Linked DNA regions of Homo sapiens: region 1 is linked to region 2. A link is a loop called in an ENCODE intact Hi-C map of the cell type or tissue named here. Cell type or tissue: ascending aorta. All regions are shown on one strand. Links, peaks and the distances in the headings refer to the core of each region. The heading gives the core; the rest is flanking DNA.

Evidence for each region. A loop is a pair of places that touch in the nucleus more often than their neighbours do. Peaks named below come from ENCODE experiments on the same cell type or tissue, not always from the same donor. Only the 100,000 strongest peaks of a DNase experiment are listed, where the experiment ranks them.
Region 1: a loop joins it to region 2, with 2.3 times the contacts of the local background. A loop is called at or near these places in 6 of 110 quality-filtered maps.

Annotation. Positions count from the first base shown.
Region 1 is chr5:54,581,115-54,584,025 of GRCh38, reverse strand. It overlaps a transcript of SNX18 not described here. Among named protein-coding and RNA genes, the nearest start is that of SNX18, 65 kb to the right of the region's middle. In ascending aorta, for the core only: no CTCF peak of the experiment used is centred there; no DNase peak of the experiment used is centred there; H3K27ac peaks cover 1,962 bases.
Region 2 is chr5:54,523,499-54,526,409 of GRCh38, reverse strand. All of the region lies in intron 1 of SNX18 (sorting nexin 18), which reads right to left. Among named protein-coding and RNA genes, the nearest start is that of SNX18, 7.2 kb to the right of the region's middle. In ascending aorta, for the core only: no CTCF peak of the experiment used is centred there; DNase peaks (open chromatin) are centred at 1,479 and 2,049; H3K4me3 peaks cover 2,500 bases; H3K27ac peaks cover 2,500 bases.

The sequences.
Region 1 (2,911 bases), core at 112-2,611, 58 kb before region 2:
GAAACAGCCTCCCTCCTGGCCTGAGGAGCCACTGCAAGGCAGTCAGTGTCAAGGGCTCTGCTGTGGCTCGCCAAGCTGCAGCAGGTGTAGCAGCACCATCAGGCTCTGGCAGCAATGTCATTACAGCAGAGGGCATCTGGGGAGCCTGGAACACCCGGCAGGGTGAGAAGATCTAGGACTGACCCTTGAGACCAAATAAGCACTTCTGGGTATCCAGGCTGGACCCTGGAAGGGGGTCCACAAAGAAGGGACAGGATTATGAATTTCCTAATCTGGGAAAATTACATTACTTACATACCCAGCTGGGGAAGTGGGGCATATGGTTCTACATATCTTATTTTATTTCTCCAAAACATGCTAAGTGGTAGGTACTATTTTGATCTTCATTTTATACATAAGGAAGCTAAGCATTGGTAAAATAACTTGTCCAATGCCACACGACTAATAGGTGGGAAAAGTAAAATCTGGGCCCAGGTTTGCTGACCCCAAGGCCTTTGTTCTTAACCAGAATGTCCACTGCCACTCGTGGCTGTCAATAACAAGTGACTGACTTTATCATGACACAGCTTCTCCAGATAGCAAGGCCTGGGTCACACTGAGCCTGAGCTCTTCTTGTAGTGAAGGGAAGACCCAGAGCCAGATCTGAAATGAGCCCAACTTCCATGCTCAATGTTTTCATTCAGTAGGTGTTTGTCAAATACTATGTTCTCAGAAGGAAGCTTGCTTTTAGGAAATAAGAAGTCTAGCAAGGCCAGGCACAGTGGCTCACACCTGTAATCCCAGCACTTTAGGAGGCTGAGGTGGGAGGGTTGCTTGATCCAAGGAGTTCAAGACCAGCCTGAGAAACATAGCTTAAGACCCAATCTTAAACAAACAAACATACAGAGTCTAGTAGGATCCTTGCTTTCTAACATATCTTACCATCTGGTTGGGGAAACAGGAACAGCACATACAATGGTGAATAATACAAGGACATTTCCAATGAAGGACTAAATTGTATAGTACTGTCACTTTTACAGTAGCCCAGAGAAGAGGTGACTATGGGCTATACTGACTCAGGGAAGGTTTTATAAAGAATAAGCAACCTAAACCAAACACCCAAGAATGGGTGGGATTTGATTTAACACACTTACTAACCTTCTCCCCAGAACCAGCTATCATGGTTGGTTTGCTTCTTTTAAAGTCAATGATGGTAAGTTATGTGTTTAACTTTTCTTTTTTTTTCAATTCCGAACAGATTCTAATTTATTTTTCTCTTTGAGACAGGGTCTTACTCTGTTGCCGTAGCTCACTGCAGCCTTGAATTCTTGAGCTCAAGTGATCCTTCAGTCTCAGCCTCCCAAGTAGCTGAGATTACAAGTGCACACCAGCATGCCTGGTTAATGTTTTTTTTGTTGTTGTTTTTTTGTTTTTTGGTTTTTTTTAGTAGAACGGAGGTCTTGGTGCACTATGTTGCCCAGGCTGGTCTTGAACTCCTAGGCTCAAGCTATCCTCATACCTCAGCCTCCCAAAGTGCTGGGGTTACAGGCATGAGCCACCACACCCAGCCCAAACAGATTCTACATTTAGGAAAGAAAAAGATATAAACACAACATTAAAAAACATGTTACAACTGAAAGTATCTAACATTGCATCATGAGCTTTTCTAGTCAATGCTCATGGGATGTCTTATGATTTCCTAAGAGTATTCTGGCCCAGAGACAAATAATTTCAGTTTAGGATACAGGCATCTGCTACCATCTGAGATATTTCAAGAAATATAATAGAGGAAAAAGGAACAAGATGCCTGGTGCCAGGGGCCTATACTAGCCAACCGTAATCTGTTTTTCTCTCTTAATTTCTAACAAAATGACCAGAATCCTTCAAAGGAAAACAGAGTTTTACCCATGAAGTTAGTTTTTCTCCAAAGTTCTCCACTTCTCGTTTCTAGGGAGGATCTGTTCTGTTCCCAGGCCTTGCCAGGGTATAGAGGCGAATTCTCATGGACAACTTGAACACAGTGGCTTTCTTGGCACTCATATTCCAGATGAAACTCTGCAAAGGGCTGAAGTGAATCCCCCAAGCTCAGTCTGGTGAGCAAATCTCAGCTGGGGAGGGGTGCAGGTGTCTCTGATTCTGGGTTTGTCCCCTAACACAGAGGGCTTAGCAACTTCAGATCTAAACTGGCATTGACAATCAGATGTTTTGCTTGCTACATTGCAACAATTCACTGAACAGAGATTAGGTTCAATAAAACCAGCACCACCCACGTGGAGGACTTTGATAAAGAGGATGATTTGAGGGAGGCTCTATCTGGACAAGAAACCCCAGAACTAATCAGTTTCCAGCAAGCCTTGTTAGTCTTTGCTACATTCGCTAAAGGGAAGTATTTCTTTGCTGACTGTTGAATGATGGTAAACACAAAGCTGCAGTGCCCAGAACAAGGGAAGAAGGGAGGGGAAACGTGGGAGCAGGCAGGGGTAGACCCACAGAGAGAGCTGAGCCCAGGGAGAAGTCTGGTGGGAACGCCAGACGTCTATCCTCATTCCCTCCCAAGTGAAACCTAGATGTGGTCATTTTCCTTTTTGCCGGGGGAGTCATATTTTAAAAACCCTCATTTCTGCTTGTGTAGTTCTGGAATCTAAAACCCCAGAGCAATAGCAATCCCATCTAAATTCCTAAAATTCCATTGTTTTCCTAGACAATTGCTTCCTAACTTGTTGCCTCTAGTTTCTTGCTCTCTCTCATCTTTCCCACACAGTGGAACCACATGAATCTTCCCAAATATAACTTGGCATGCAACTATATTTATTCAGGATCTGTTCATGTTACCCCTTGACACAGAGAGGACATGGAAGAGGATCAAAGTAGACTGCAGTCACAGAATTCAAAGGTGCAGCACAACCTGGCCAAGTGGACCTCTCCAATCTCA
Region 2 (2,911 bases), core at 182-2,681:
GAGGCTGGGCACGGTGGCTCACACCTGTAATCCCAGCACTTTGGAAGGCCAAGGTGGGTAGATTGCTTGAGGTCAGGAGTTCAAGACCAGCCTGGCCAATATAGTGAAACCCCGTCTCTACTAAAAAAAATAAAAAAGTTAGCCAAGCATGGTGGCACATGCCTGTAATCCCAGTTACTCGGGCGGCTGAGGCAGGAGAATCATTTGAACTCGCGAGGCAGAGGTTGCAGTGAGCCGAGATCGCATCACTGCACTGCAGCCTAGGTGACAGAGCAAGACTCCATCTTTAAAAAACTGTCATAATTTATCTCTTTGGTAGTCCTATTAATTTGGGTCAGAGAGAAGTCGCTCCAGCTGTCTACCATACCACAGCTTCAGAACACCCGGGAACCCTCACCAGGCAGCAGCAGGCCAGGTATTAATCACTTTTACATTCGAAGTTCCTAGTGAGGTAAGCCTGCAATGCGTGATTGCTGATCTGAACTAAACGTGCATAAATGTTCTTTCACATCAACTGATAAGGGCTTTTCATGCTCCCGTAAAACAGTCACATAAGTAGACAGAGAACACTATTAAAATCAGCCTGAAACAATGTCTAAAAGTTTCCTGGATACTTAAGACTACTCTTATTTTTTTAAAAAAGTCAACTAACAAAATAGTACCTAGGAAATAATGAACCTCACTTTTACAGATGAGGAAACTGAAGCTCAGAAACATTAAGTGATCTGCACCAGAACACGTGATTTGGGTTAGAGGGGAGCCAGGAGGAGACAGTTTACATACACTCTTCAATGTGAACAACAACAAACGATTGACTCCAAACAACATCTACATTTATCCCAGTTGCCATTACTTCCGGTGTGCAATACAGGGCGAACTGATTAAAGCAGATATTTAATTGCTAGACTGAAGACTCCTTGAGCTTTTGTACTTTTGCCTACAATTCTGGTGGCAATAGGTTGCCAGGAGGGATGATAAGATTACTGGAATTGTCCTTCAAAGGAGAGCGCCCTTAATTTTTTTTTTTTTTTTAAAGAGACAAGGTCTCACTGTGTTGCTCTGGCTGGATTTGAACTCTTGGGCTCAAGTGATTCTCCTCCCTCAGCCTCTCAAGTAGCTGGTATTAAAGCCATGTGCCACCATGCCTGGTTGTCATCTCCTTTTAAATTCACCCATCTATTTTTCAAAAATAAACATTTAGTGACTAGCTACTATGAACTATAACATTTAATTCTCATGCTGACCTCGTGAGGAAGTGCCCCCACTTGGCCAAAGATAAGTGAGCGTTACGCAGGTTAAAATAGCTTGTCCAAAACTCCTCCATGCCCACACACTGGCCCTCCAGAGCCCATGCTGGTCCCGACAGGCCAGCTCCCACTGCGATGAGGCTCTGCACCCACGGCTTCTTGGCTTGGCATGCTGCCCCTTCACTGGCACAGCTTCCTCAGCAGACCCAGCTCAGTCCCACCCCTTGGTGCAACTCCTGGGGCAGACTGGCCCATCCACCAGGCTCTCAGAATCCTGGCACAAGGAACTGCCGAGGCTGGCTGACCTGTCTCTGTAGCTAGTCAAATAACTCACTTAAGACCAGAGGCCTACCCAGCCCTCCTGCAGACACCGGCAGAGCGGCCAGATTCTAGTCTGTGTTGTATAAATATGAGACATGATACACGTCTGCCTTCCGGATATAATCTTGTCAAACAGAGCTCAGCATTACTCTGCCACTTTATAATCCTTTAGTTAATGATACAGAGCTTCAAAAATATATGGCAAATTAAATCTAACTTGATATTTAAACTTTGATTTAAAAATACATGGGGTAATACAATAATAGTTTTTTATTCAGCCCAAAGAGAAGGAACATATTAAATAGTTCAAGGGAAGTGTTTGTAAGTGAATCACAGAACTTCTCACTTGTTTGGGTTCTGGCATTATGCTTAGAAGTCCTAAGATGGCCAGACAGGACAACATTGCTGAACAAGGAAACCTCATAGGCTCCCTGAGTTACTGGGAGGAGGGTGGGAGTGCAGGTCCTCTGCCTCCCTTCGGTCCCACTGTGGTCGGCATGACTCTGAAGGCTATGTGGCTCAAAAAAGAAGTCTGAGAAACCCCTGACGGTGTGGTATGAGCGGTGCCCACACCCAGTTTCGTGCCCAAGACTGTCCTTGGGCAGTCACATTTATATTTTAACCAAGGAACTGAGTCGTGTATTTCGAAAGCACCAACGGTCACCTTATTTTCACTAAGAAAACACAAACTGGGGCAAAGGGTAAGCCCCAGACCTGTTCTCTTTTTAGAGACATGAGGTCTTTTTAGAGAACAGCTGGGGGTAAATGCAGGGGAGAGGAGAAATGGGTTCAACTAAAGATGGAGTGAAAACAAAAAGAATGAACAGCCTCAATTTCTAGCCCAGAGGTTTCAAAAATAAGGATGAATTTGCAAACAGCCCCAACTTCTTAGAGCTTTTCTCTGTATTCCTGGCACCACCCTTTCAGGGCTATTTTTAGCTACAGGAGAATGGGGAGCAGACAGGGAAGGGTCTCCGTGTGGCCCAGCCTTACCTTGTGTGCCCTGCTGGGACTCCAGCTATCTTTAATTAATGTCTGAAGGACATCAGGCCAACTCTACTAGTGGTAAAAGGAAGCACAATGGTGAAATTCTACCCAGCAAGACTGACAGGCCCACTACTGGTATACCATTCCTGAGGTCCTGGGGCTTTTATTGAAAAAAGGCTCCATCTGGAACATTTAGAGAGCGATGAAGTAGAGTCTGTATATTTAAGAGTACAGAAAACAGGACTGCCTATTTACTTATCTAGTCCTGCCTCCCTGCTTCACACAGCCCAAATCGACAAATCAATTTAACACTATTTTACACCTTTTCTCTAGAAGAAAGACATTTCACTTAAAGG